2 separate regions of the Homo sapiens genome follow, and region 2 is linked to region 1. The links are chromatin loops, found by intact Hi-C in ENCODE. Cell type or tissue: PC-9. All regions are shown on one strand. Each heading gives the region's core, and the rest is flanking DNA. Links, peaks and the distances in the headings are about the cores only.

The links. Peaks named below come from ENCODE experiments on the same cell type or tissue, not always from the same donor. Only the 100,000 strongest peaks of a DNase experiment are listed, where the experiment ranks them.
Region 2: a loop joins it to region 1, with 4 times the contacts of the local background. A loop is called at or near these places in 1 of 110 quality-filtered maps.

Annotation. Positions count from the first base shown.
Region 1 is chr20:766,137-772,023 of GRCh38, reverse strand. SLC52A3 (solute carrier family 52 member 3) reads left to right here and starts at 3,524. Exons shown (of 5, transcript NM_033409.4): 1 at 3,524-3,727. RefSeq lists an enhancer at 2,850-3,349. In PC-9, for the core only: CTCF peaks have their summits at 2,928 and 3,129 (motif pointing right); a DNase peak (open chromatin) is centred at 3,343; H3K4me3 peaks cover 1,458 bases; H3K27ac peaks cover 1,563 bases.
Region 2 is chr20:489,326-495,212 of GRCh38, reverse strand. It overlaps CSNK2A1 (casein kinase 2 alpha 1), which reads left to right. Exons shown (of 14, transcript NM_177559.3): 9 at 2,849-2,959; 10 at 5,332-5,433. Among named protein-coding and RNA genes, the nearest start is that of TBC1D20, 30 kb to the right of the region's middle. In PC-9, for the core only: no CTCF peak of the experiment used is centred there; no DNase peak of the experiment used is centred there.

The DNA.
Region 1 (5,887 bases), core at 1,593-4,092:
CCTACTCCCCTTAACTACTGACTTAGCCCTCTTTACTAGGTATATCATTTATTGCTTTTGCTATATCCTTGTTTATTTTGCACCTTCGTCTGCTGTCTTGACCTGGAAGGGTGAGTCAGGCCTGTACTGCTGGACTGTGCTTCTGTCCATTTCTCCTGGAATGTCTGAGGCTATTTCAGGAAATATTCAGAATACAGATAGTCACTACAATTTTGACTCCTTTATGAATTAGAGTTTTGATATATGAAATGACTCTTGGTCTCAATTTATACTTTTGGTACCAAATGCTATATGGAGGGTTCTGTGTTCCTCTGTTCCTCCCTCTTTCTCTCTTCTCCTTTTTTTTTTTTTTTTCATATCTCTGCAAGACATTTGCCCCCAAGGGTCTAAACAACTACTTTTGTTAAATTTTGATTTTTGATCAAATCCTGGTTGGGACAGGACCTAAGTTTCAGAGTCAGAAAGTAGGTGGTAAAGGAGATAAATGTATTCATTAGTTTTTGGTTACTATAATCTTTCAATATATATCCTGGAATGTGTATCTCTGTGCACTTAGTATGGAGTAGTTTTTGTCTGTTTGTTTCTTTTAGTTTTTTGAGACAAGAGTCTTGCTTTGTCGCCGAGGCTAGAGTGCACTGGCGTGCTCTTGGCTCACTACAACCTCCACATCCCGAGTTCAAGCAATTCTCCTGCTTCAGCCTCCCGAGTAGCTAGAATTACAGGTGCCCACCACCATACCTGGCTAATTTTTTGTGTTTTTGGTAAAGACAGGGTTTTACCATGTTGACCAGTTGGAGGCTGGTCTTGAACTCCTGACCTCAAGTGATCTGCCAACATCAGCCTCCCAAAGTGCTGGAATTATACGAGTGAGCCACTGCACCCAGCCTCTGAGTACTTTTGTTGTACATAAAATAAGAGTGACTTAAACAACATAGAAGTTTCTTTTACAATTTAACAACAACATTAAACAAACAAACAAAACAGTTCAACACAGGCAAAACAGGGCTGGTATGGGTGCTCTCTGCCACAAAATCCCAAAGGAGCCTAGTATGCATCTAACCCCCACCACATGCCTCATAGCACAAAATCGTTGCTGGAGTTCTGGCCATCACATCTGATTCCAGACAGCCAAATGGAGGAAGAGCAGAAGGGCACACTCCCTTATTGTTAACTCTTTCCCTGTTTGCCAGAAGGAATACCCACTTGTGACTGCAGTGTTTACCCCAAGATAACTTTGCCACAAAATACCTCGCTTTTATTATTATTTTTGCCTTGCTCTAGTATATTGACTTTGGAAACAAAAGACATCACTCTATTTGTAGCATTCTGGTTTTAGTCGTGGTATTTCCATTTACAAAACAAAGTAATTCTCGATCGCTGAAAATAGCAAATCCTAGCATTCCTATGTGTGATGTTAACATTGTTCTTGAACAGTTGTTGACCAAAGATTCGTTTGATGAATCCAGTTTTTCTGAAATAGATGAGTCTGATGTTAGTTCTGGTTAGAAATAACTTCAAAAACAGTTTTTACATGTTATTTTCACATTGAAAATCAGTCAGATTTAGGGCTGGGCTTGGTGGCTCACGCCTGCAATCCCAGCACTCTGGGAGGCTGAGGCGTGGGGATCACTTGAACCCAGGAGTTCGAGACCAGCCTGGCAACATGGAGAAACCCCGTCTCTACTAAGAAATATAAAAAATTAGCCGGACATTGTGGTGCACGCCTGTAATCCCAGCTACTAAGGAGACTGAGGCACGAGAACTGCTTGAACTCGGGAGGCGGAGGTTGCTGTGAGCCGAGATCAAGCCACTGTAGTCCAGCCTGGGCTACACAGTAAGACTCTGTCTCAAAAGAAAAAAAAAAAAAACAGCAGTCAGAATCAGATTTGCTTCAGCCTCAAATAGCACGTTTACATAAAATTAAATGAGTGCTGGCAACGAGCTGCACTTTTTTTTCTAAACAGGAAACGGGCTAAGGAGACTACTCAAAGTCGCATTTGAATTCATTGGCCTGTGCTTGATGACATGGCCATGTGCAGCTACAAAGAAGGCTGGGAAATGTAGTCCTTTAGTTGAGTGGCCATTTGTCTAACAAAAACTGCGCCTTTTTTTTATTTTTTCTTTTTTAAGATGGAGTCTCGCTCTGTTGCCCAGGCTGGAGTGCAGTGGCATGATCTCGGCTCACTGCAACCTCCACCTCCCAGGTTGGAGCCGTTCTCCGGCCTCAGCCTCCTGAGTAGCTGGGATTACAGGTGTGCGCCACCATGCTGGGCTAATTTTTGTATTTTTAGTAGAGACGGGGTTTTGCCATGTTGGCCAGGCCAGTCTCGGACTCATGACCTCAAGGGATCCGCCCGCCTCATCCTCCCAAAGTGCTAGGATTACAGACGTGAGCCACCGCGCCTGGCCAATAACTACATGTTTTTGAATGCAACTGATACGTTTGCTGAAATAGTAATCTTATAATGATGGTTCATTGAGCCCTCACTATGTGGCAGGCACAGTTTTAGCACTTTAGTGCATGTTCCTAGCAACAGTTCTGATGTTGGTACTGACAGCCTATAGCTGTTTTGCAAGAGAAGACTCTGAAGCACAGGAGGTTAGGTCACTTGCTCAGCTTGTAAGGGTTGAAGCTGGGATTTGAACCCAGGCAACTGGTTCCAGATGTTACCGCAGGGGAGAGCTCCAAGATGGCCCGAGTCTAGAACAGAGAAAGAGGCCAAAGTGGGGGGCCACTTCTTCCAAAATATTCCTGAGAAGCCAGAAATGCTGAAGGTTGCTTGCCATCCCCTCCACTGCTGATTACAGTAACAAATTGTTAAACACACTGGGCAAACCAAAGTAATATATCTGCTGTCTGGCAGTGGCCAGTGAGTTAACAATTTACAAATCCTAAGCTAAGTCATTGAGAAAGGCCCTTCCACCTTCAAAATGTCAGATTCCCAAGCAGCCCCTGCCCTCAAAAAGCTTCAGTCTCAAGGTATGTGCCTGCATGCACCCACACAAGAACAACCTGAAATGAAGGGGTCATGGGCCCTGGTGAGGACGCCTGAGAAGGTGAGGCAGCCAGAGGTCTCCTGGAGGACGGAGTCTTGTAGAAAGCTTGGATGTGGACAGCAGAGGGGGCTGGTGCTCCAGGCTGGGAGGACAGCACAGGCAAAGGTGTGCCACTGCTGTCTGGGAGCTTCCCCTCCCTCCTTGGGTCCTCTTGGCACGCCTGGAGTGGGCCTCACCTGTGCTATTAGTCAAGTCAGCTTCCTAAGGGAGGGAATGGAGTCTGAGGCCCCCAGAAGGGAGGGGGCAGAGCGGGACTGCTAGGGGATCTGACTGCGTTACACCCCAGGAGTGGCTCCTCCCAGAGAGGAAAAGGAGGTGACCAGAAAGGCCACTGAGCATTGGGTTCGCTCAGTGAAGGTATGAGGAAGGAAGTCCCAGCCCTGTGAGGGAATTCCGTGTGTGGGAACCGTGGGGAGGAGCTGCCAGGATTCAGGAGTTTCCTGGGTGAGGCGTGGCCACAACGGACACTCCTGCTTTGTACTAGAAGGAAGAAGTATGGAGTTAAAGACTGCAGCGTGAACTGAGGAGTCCCGGACAGGCCGCTTGCTGCAGAGGATCCAGTCCAGATCCCAGGAGAGCCCCTCTGCCCCTTCGGACCTCGTCTCCCATCTACAAAACGTGAAGATTGGCCCAGTTAGCGTGTCTCTACAAAAAGGTGCATATACCACTGGTGAGTTCACTTGATACCTAGTAGGGGAATCTTTTCCTTTTTTAAATTTTCATAGTCATGTATTAATTCTCATGTGAATTAGACAAAAATAACGATGTCACCAAACCTGCCATTTCACGATAATGATCAGTAACCCTTAGAGGTGCTTACCCTATGCTGGGACTGTTGGAAACAGCATAAACTCACCAGCATCCTTATATCTCACAACAAACCACGGAGTTCATACTATCACTATCCCCTACTTACAGATGAGGAGATGAGGCAGAGAGAGGCAAAGCCACTTGCCCAGGGTCACCCAGATTGTAAGCAGCAGAGCCAGGGTCAAACTCAAACAGCTGGCTCCAGAGCCTCACTCCTGGCATCTCCCATATTACTGCTCAGACTAAGGATAGATAGAAGAAAGTTGTTAGTAACAGCACAGGTGGGCTGCCACTGGTAGCTGACAAAGGGGTAAACAGATGGCAGAATGGCTCTGGAGGGCTAGAGGAAGTGGTCTCCAAAGGCCACGTAGAGAGTGATATAATTTCAGGAGGAAAAAAAGCCAGATTGAAATCTTATTTCAGGTAACCATATATTTGCATCAGGTAATATGTTTACATGGTTCACAAATCAAAACTCTTATTAAAAGATATACAGAGGCAGGGCCAGGAGCGGTGGCTCATGCCTGTAATCCCAGCACTTTGGGAGGCTGAGGAGGGTGGATCACAAGATCAGGAGATTGAGACCATCCTGGCTAACACGGAGAAACCCCATCTCTAATAAAAATACAAAAAATTAGCTGGGCGTAGTGGTGGGCGCCTGTAGTCCCAGCTACTTGGGAGGCTGAGGCAGGAGAATCACTTGAACCCGGGAGGTAGAGGTTGCAGTGAGCTGAGATTGTGCCACTTCACTCCAGCCTGGTGACAGAGTAAGACTCTGTCACAAGAAAAAAAAAAAAGATATACAGAGGCATCACCAACATCCCTGCAGTCCCTGTGTGTCCTTCAAGGGTTGCTTTGTGCAAGTACAAGCAAAGAAAACATGTTTTTCCTCCTCTTCTATGACCAAAAGGCAGTACACTTTTTCCTGGTTCCATTTACCTGCCTTGATTTTGTTTCAAGATTATTATTATAGCCTGGAGACCTTTCCTTATCAGTCACCAAGATCTGCTTTCCTTATTTCTTATTCCTTTAAACAGGTATGTGGTATTCCAGCAGGTCCCTTTAATTAGCCCCCTCTCTGTTGGTAGCCACCCAGGAGAAAATTTCCCATAACTTGCTATTACCAACAAGATCGCAATCTATAATAACCTTGAACATGAGTCATTTTGTCAGGCTTTGGGACAATCTCATGGTGAGAAATGGCACCTGGAGTAGTTTTCCTATTGTGAATGAAGGTGATAATATTTTCATGTGTTTAAAGCTTATTTGTACCTTTTTCTCTGAATTGTTCATATCCTTGGCCCTCTTCTATATGGGGTCTCTTTGTTCTTGATTTTTAAAAACTCTTTATATATTAGGAATGTCACGCGCGTCCATGTGAAGAGACCATCAAACAGGCTTTGTGTGAGCAACAAGGCTGTTTATTTCACCTGGGTGCAGGCGGGCTGAGTCCGAAAAGAGAGTCAGCGAAGGGAGATAGGGGTGGGGCAGTTTTATAGGATTTGGGTAGGTAGTGGAAAATTACAGTCAAAGGGGGTTGTTCCCTGGCGGGCAGGGGTGGGGGTCACAAGGTGCTCAGTAGGGGAGCTTCTGAGCCAGGAGAAGGAATTTCACAAGGTAATATCATCAGTTAAGGCAGGAACCGGCCATTTTCACTTCTTTTGTGATTCTTCAGTTACTTCAGGCCATCTGGATGTACACGCGCAGGCTTGGGCTCAGAGGCCTGACAAGGAAGATGAGCCCTTTGTCTGTGATTTATGTGGCAAATGTTTTCCCCGTGTTTTCATTTAACTTTTGACCTTGCTGTTGGTATCTTTTGCAGAAGCTGCTTTGTTTGCTTTTGTGTGTCGGATTGAACTTTTCTTTCATGAATCACGGTTAGGAAAGGCTTCTCTTGTTTTCTGCTAATAAAAAGACAGCTTGGGCCAGGCGTGGTGGCTCACACTGTAATCCCAGCACTTTGGGAGGCCGAGGCAGGCGGATCACCTGAGGCCAGGAGTTCGAGACCAGCCTGACCAAC
Region 2 (5,887 bases), core at 1,756-4,255, 280 kb after region 1:
TTTTTAAGGTGACAAGCTGTGATGACTTGCCTGTTGTGGTCTCTGGGGAGGCAGGTGATTTATTTATGCAACTGAATTACTTTTAGACACACACCATGTCAGAGGCACCACCCTAGGGCTGGGGATATGTAAGTGAACTCAACATACAATAAATGCTTGTCTTTTAGGAGCTACATTTAGGGAGGCTGGTGGGATAGAAAGTTATTTTGATGTAGAAGAAAAAACGAATAGGGAATGGCAAGAGGGTATTTGCAGTTTTAAACCAGTTATAAGGGAAGGTTTCATTGGAAAGGTGACATTTTAGAGAGCACTGGGAGGGACCCAGCCATGCAGTCTTATGAAGAAACATGTCCCAAGGCAGAGTAAATAGCAAGTACAAAAGCCCTTCAGGTAAGGATATGTTTGGCATGTTGGAAGAGCAGCAGCAAGGATAAAGCTGGGACAGAATGAATGCGGGGAAAGAAGGAGGAAATGAAATCAAAGAGGTAAAACCAAATCATGTAAAACCTTATTGGTCATTGTTAGGCCTTTTCTCTGAAGATAGAGAGCTTTTGCATATTCTAAGCTTTAGCATGTTCTCACTTGAAATTTAAAAGTTAACTACACATTTATTAGAACAGCTAAAATAAAAAATAGTGATGGTACCAAGTGCTGGCAAAAATGTGAAGAAACTTGATCTCTCATACATTGCTGGTAGGAATGCAAAGTTTGGCATTTTGGAAAATGCTTAACTATTGTTTTATAGTTGGTTGGTTTCTTGAAAAGCTAAACATATGCTTACCATACAATCCTGCAGTGGCATTTATCTCAGAGCAACAAAATCTTAGGTCCACACAAAAGCCTATATATGAATGCAACTATATTTGTAATAGCTTAAAATTGGGGGGAAAAGCTGGGTGCAGTGGCTCACACCTGTAATCATTTTGGGAGGCCAAGGCAGGCAGATGACGAGTTCAGGAGTTCAAGACCAGCCTGGCCAACATGGTGAAACCCTGTCTCTACTAAAAAAATACAAAAATTAGCCGGGCCTGGTGGCATGCACCTGTAATCCCAGCTACTCAGGAGGCTGAGGCAGGAGAATTGCTTGAACCCCGGAGGCGGAGGTTGCAGTGAGCCGAGATCGTGCCACTGTGCTCCAGCCTGGGTGACAGAGCGAGACTGCGTCTCAAAAAAAAAAAAAAAAAAAAATGGGGAAAAGTGCCCTTCAATGAGGGAATGGTTAAACAAACTGGCATATCCATACCATATAATATTATTATGAAGTAGTATTTCTCAGCAATAAAAAGGAAAGAAGTATGACACATGCAACAACTTGGATGGATCTCATGCTTAGTGAAAAAAGGCAGTCTCAAAAAAAGTTATATGCCAATGACTCCATTTTTGTAGCATTCTCAAAATGATAGAGATAAAGAGCAGAGGGGTTGCCAGGGGTTGGGCTAACACACAGGACATGTGTGTGGTGATGGAACAGTTCTATATCTTGTTGAGGAGATTATATCAACTTACATATGTGATGAAATTGCATAGAAACACACACACAAACACATGCGTGCATGTAAAACTGGTGAAACCTGAATAAGATCTTTCTGAATTGTGCCAGTGTCAGTTTCTTGATTTTGATATTGTACTGTAGTTATGTAAGATGTTACTATTAGGGGAAACTGGGTAAAGGGTGCAGAGAATCTCTACTACTTTGGCAATTTCCTGTGAATCTATAATCTCTCCATAGCAACCTGAACAATCCTTTTAAAAAGCTGTTTATATTTATTTTTAAATATTTAATTATTTTTAAAATAACTATTAAACTATTTAGTATTTATTAAACTGTTTAGACTAGAGGGCAAGAGTGAAAGCAGTGAGACCAGTTAGGAGAAGGGGCTATGGCAATATATCAAACAAGAGGTGGTGGTGGCTTGGATCGGGGCAGTGGCAGTGGAGGTGATGATAATGGTCACAATATGATAGAACCTTCAGAATTTTTTGACAGATTAAATGTGAGGTCTGAGGGAATCAAGAATCCAGGGTGAATCTTAAGTTTTGGCTTGTATGACAGGATGAGTATCACCTTTAACCGAACAGGGGGAGACTGAGTGGAGGTGCTTTTGCAGGGAGTAATCAAAGGTTTAGTTTTGAGATACAGGCAGTAAACTTAGTGCCAGAGCAGTCCGATGTTTTTCCTCAGGGCCTACTGCTGGCACTTCAGATCATGGTCATGCTATGCACAGTGGGCAGATAAGCTTGCCTCTTACCCCTTTTTCCATGTTTAGGATGCATTTTGGTAAAAGCTGTATTGTATGACTTTTCTGTTATTTCATCTATCCAGCAAATATTTATTCATTTTTCTCCTGTATACCAGGCATTATGTTGAATTCTGAAAATTACAAAGGTGAATAAAACAGTCCCTACCCCTAAGGAGCTTGTCGTCCATATTGAAAAAGAAAGGTAGAAAACATAAAGAGTTTAGGTTCTGTTAAAGAAATATATCTAAAATTCAGGGGGCTGAAGGCAATGATCAGACTTCATTGAGAAGCTGACTTAAATATTCCAAAAGTTAAGGAAATGCTTACCAATAGGATTATAGGCTGGGTAGTAGGGACATTTTAGTCATTGAGCAGTTTAAGAAATTTGTAAAAGCACAGGTGAGATTGTGTCTTCCAGGAACAAAATCATGGAGAAAGAGGTTTGTCAAGCTAAGAAGTTTTATTTTCATTCTAAAGGCTATAAGTAGTCAGTGGAGGGGTTTCAGTAAAGAGTGACGTGTCTGGTATATTTTATCAAGAGTATGCTAATGGCACAGTGTGGGTAGCTTAGAGAAAGATAAGATTGCTCATGGTTTATTCTTTTTCAGCTACGACTAATAGACTGGGGTTTGGCTGAGTTTTATCATCCTGGCCAAGAATATAATGTCCGAGTTGCTTCCCGATACTTCAAAGGTCCTGAGCTACTTGTAGACTATCAGGTAAGAACAGAAGGGCAGGCACAGTTTTGATCCTGTGTTTATTTCGCACATAATTTACCAAAAAAAAAAAAGTATCATTTTGTGCATTTAGGTAGGCCACTTAATGCACATTCACAGCTGTCCTTTTTATATGAAATGTAAAATATAAATCACCTTAATTCATGTACCATGACTTACATTACTTTTATTGTCATAATGTCGGTAGAATATGAATAGGTTTGCATTTGATCCTGACTTGAGGGAAAGTAGCCAAAGATATGTTCTATAATCAGCAGTTCCAGAACTGTTTTGAATTGTAAGCTGTTTTGTTTTTGTTTTTGTTTTTGTTTTGAGACGGAGTCTCACTCTGTCGCCCAGGCTGCAGTGCAGTGGCATGATCTCGGCTCACTGCAAGCTCCGCCTCCCAGGTTCACACCTTTCTCCTGCCTCAGCCTCCCAAGTAGCTGGGACTACAGGCACCCACCACCACCCCAGCTAATTTTTCTTGTATTTTTAGTAGAGACTGGGTTTCACTGTGTTAGCCAGGATGGTCTCGATCTCCTGCCCTCGTGAGCCACCACGCCCGGCCTTTTGTTTGTTTTCTGAGGCAGGGTTTTGCTCTGTTGCCCAGGCTGGAGTGCAATGCCATGATCATAGCTGACTGCAGCCCCGAACTTCTGGGCTCAAGTGATCCTTCCAGCTTAGCCTCCTGAGTAGCTGGGACTACAGGCGTGCACTACCACACCCAGCTAATTTTTAATTTTTTTGTGTGTAGAGAGAAAGTCTCACTATGTTGCCCAGGCTGATCTCAAACTCCTGGGCACAACCCATCCTCACACCTTGGCTCCCCAAAGTGCTGAGATTACAGGCATGAGCCACCATGCCCATCCTGTAACTAAGTTTAACCAATCTTCAGAGTAAATTCAAGAATGTTTTCTTGTTCTTCTGAATTGTATACTAAATAAAAAGGTCTTCTCCCCAGCTCCCCCAAAAAGCCTTCTTTCTCCTCACAGAAAAAGGAGAAAGGAACCAAATTAATAATAGATTTGCCAAGTGTTTAAAAATCTGAAGTTTTCTTGGGAGTATCTTTTATGCCCAGTCTTTCCAGGTTATTATCAGTTGATTTTAAAAGTTTCAGACTTTTTGTTCTTGTAGGAATTTCTTTCTTGGGGTCTTAAGGCTATAGCCCTGAGTTCAAAAAGCATTTTATGCATAAAAATAGTTTTTACAGTATTACTAATAATTGTGAAAAACAGAACACTGTCCTATTATAGGAAAATTAAAGATTGAATTCTGAAACATTTATGTAATAAAATACTAATGATACACATTAGATGGTCTCCATGGGCTAACAATTTGGAGGTTTTTTTTTTTTTTTTTTCATGTAAGTGAAGAAAACAATTCAAAATAGTATGTATATTAGCTGAGCATAGTGGTGTATGCCTGTAATCCTACCTACTCAGGAGGCCTAAGCCCAGGAGTTGGAGGCTGCAGTGAGCTATGATCACGCCACTACACTCCAGCCTGGGCAACAGAGCAAGACCCTGTGTCTTTAAAAAAAAAAAAAAAAGAGCCAGGCACAGTGGCTCACGCCTATAATCCCAGCACTTGGAAAGGCCAAGGCAAGTGGATCACAAGGTCAGGAGCTCAAGACCAGCCTGGCCAAGATGGTGAAACCCTGTCTCTACTAAAAATACAAAAAAATTAGCCAGGCGCGGTGGTGGGCGCTTGTAATCCCAGCTACTCAGGAGGCTGAGGCAGAGAATTGCTTGAACCTGGGAAGCTGAGTTGCAATGAGCCAAGATCACACCCCTGCAGCCTGGGCGACAGAGCAAGACTCTGTCTCAAAAAAAAAAAAAAAAAGTAAAAATTGTTTTAAAACCGAGTGAAAGATGCATAAAAGAAAAAACTAAAAAAAAAACTAAAAAAAAAAAAAAAAGAAAAAACTAGCCAGGCACGGTGGGTCATGCCTGTAATCCTAGCACTTTGGGAACCTGAGGCGAGCAGATCATGAGGTCAGGAGTTTGAGACCACTGGCCAACGTAGTGAAACCCCGTCTCTACTAAAAATACAAAATTAGCCAGGCATGGTGGCACGCGCCTGTAGTCCCAGCTAGTCAGGAGGCTGAGGCAGGAGAATTGCTTGAACCCGGGAGGCGGAGGTTGTGGTGAGCCAAGATTGCGCCACTGCACTCCAGCATGGGCAGCAGAGTGAGACTCTGTCTCCAAAAAAAAAAAAAAGAAAGACTAAAAAGAAATATATGAAGATGTTATTAGTGTTTTGATTTTGAGTCAGTGGAGTGATTTTTTTTTAATTTTAAAAATTAATTTTTTATTTTGAAGTGACAAGCCTGAGGATTCACAGATAATAACAGTGAGTTTACTTTTATGCAGATGTACGATTATAGTTTGGATATGTGGAGTTTGGGTTGTATGCTGGCAAGTATGATCTTTCGGAAGGAGCCATTTTTCCATGGACATGACAATTATGATCAGGTAATATATGTTATACCCATTGAAAAATGTACTGGCCTAATGCAATGATAGCCAGCACTGCCTGTAACTTTCAGTTCACTGTTTATTCAGCCACCCCGATATTGATCCTTAGATTGATGTTTCGGGAGCTACCAGCTTAGCCTTTTGAAATCAGACATTCCCCCCTAGTCTTTGTCATTTGCATTGCTTATTTTATTGTGAAGAATACATATAAATTGTCATCCAGATTTTTAAAATAGGACATTACCTTAGAATTCTCCTAATAAACCCTTATCTCCAATATGGTGTTTTCTCCAATATGTGAGCCCATATGTGGTATTTCTGTGATCCTTTTGGCTCTTTATATGGGTTGAGTTACAGATGTTTCTTAAACTAACTCCACTTCCCCCTTGAAGATCAAAGGGCTCTTTCATTCACAAGAACCTGGAATGATTCTAGGACCTTGTGGAAGGTA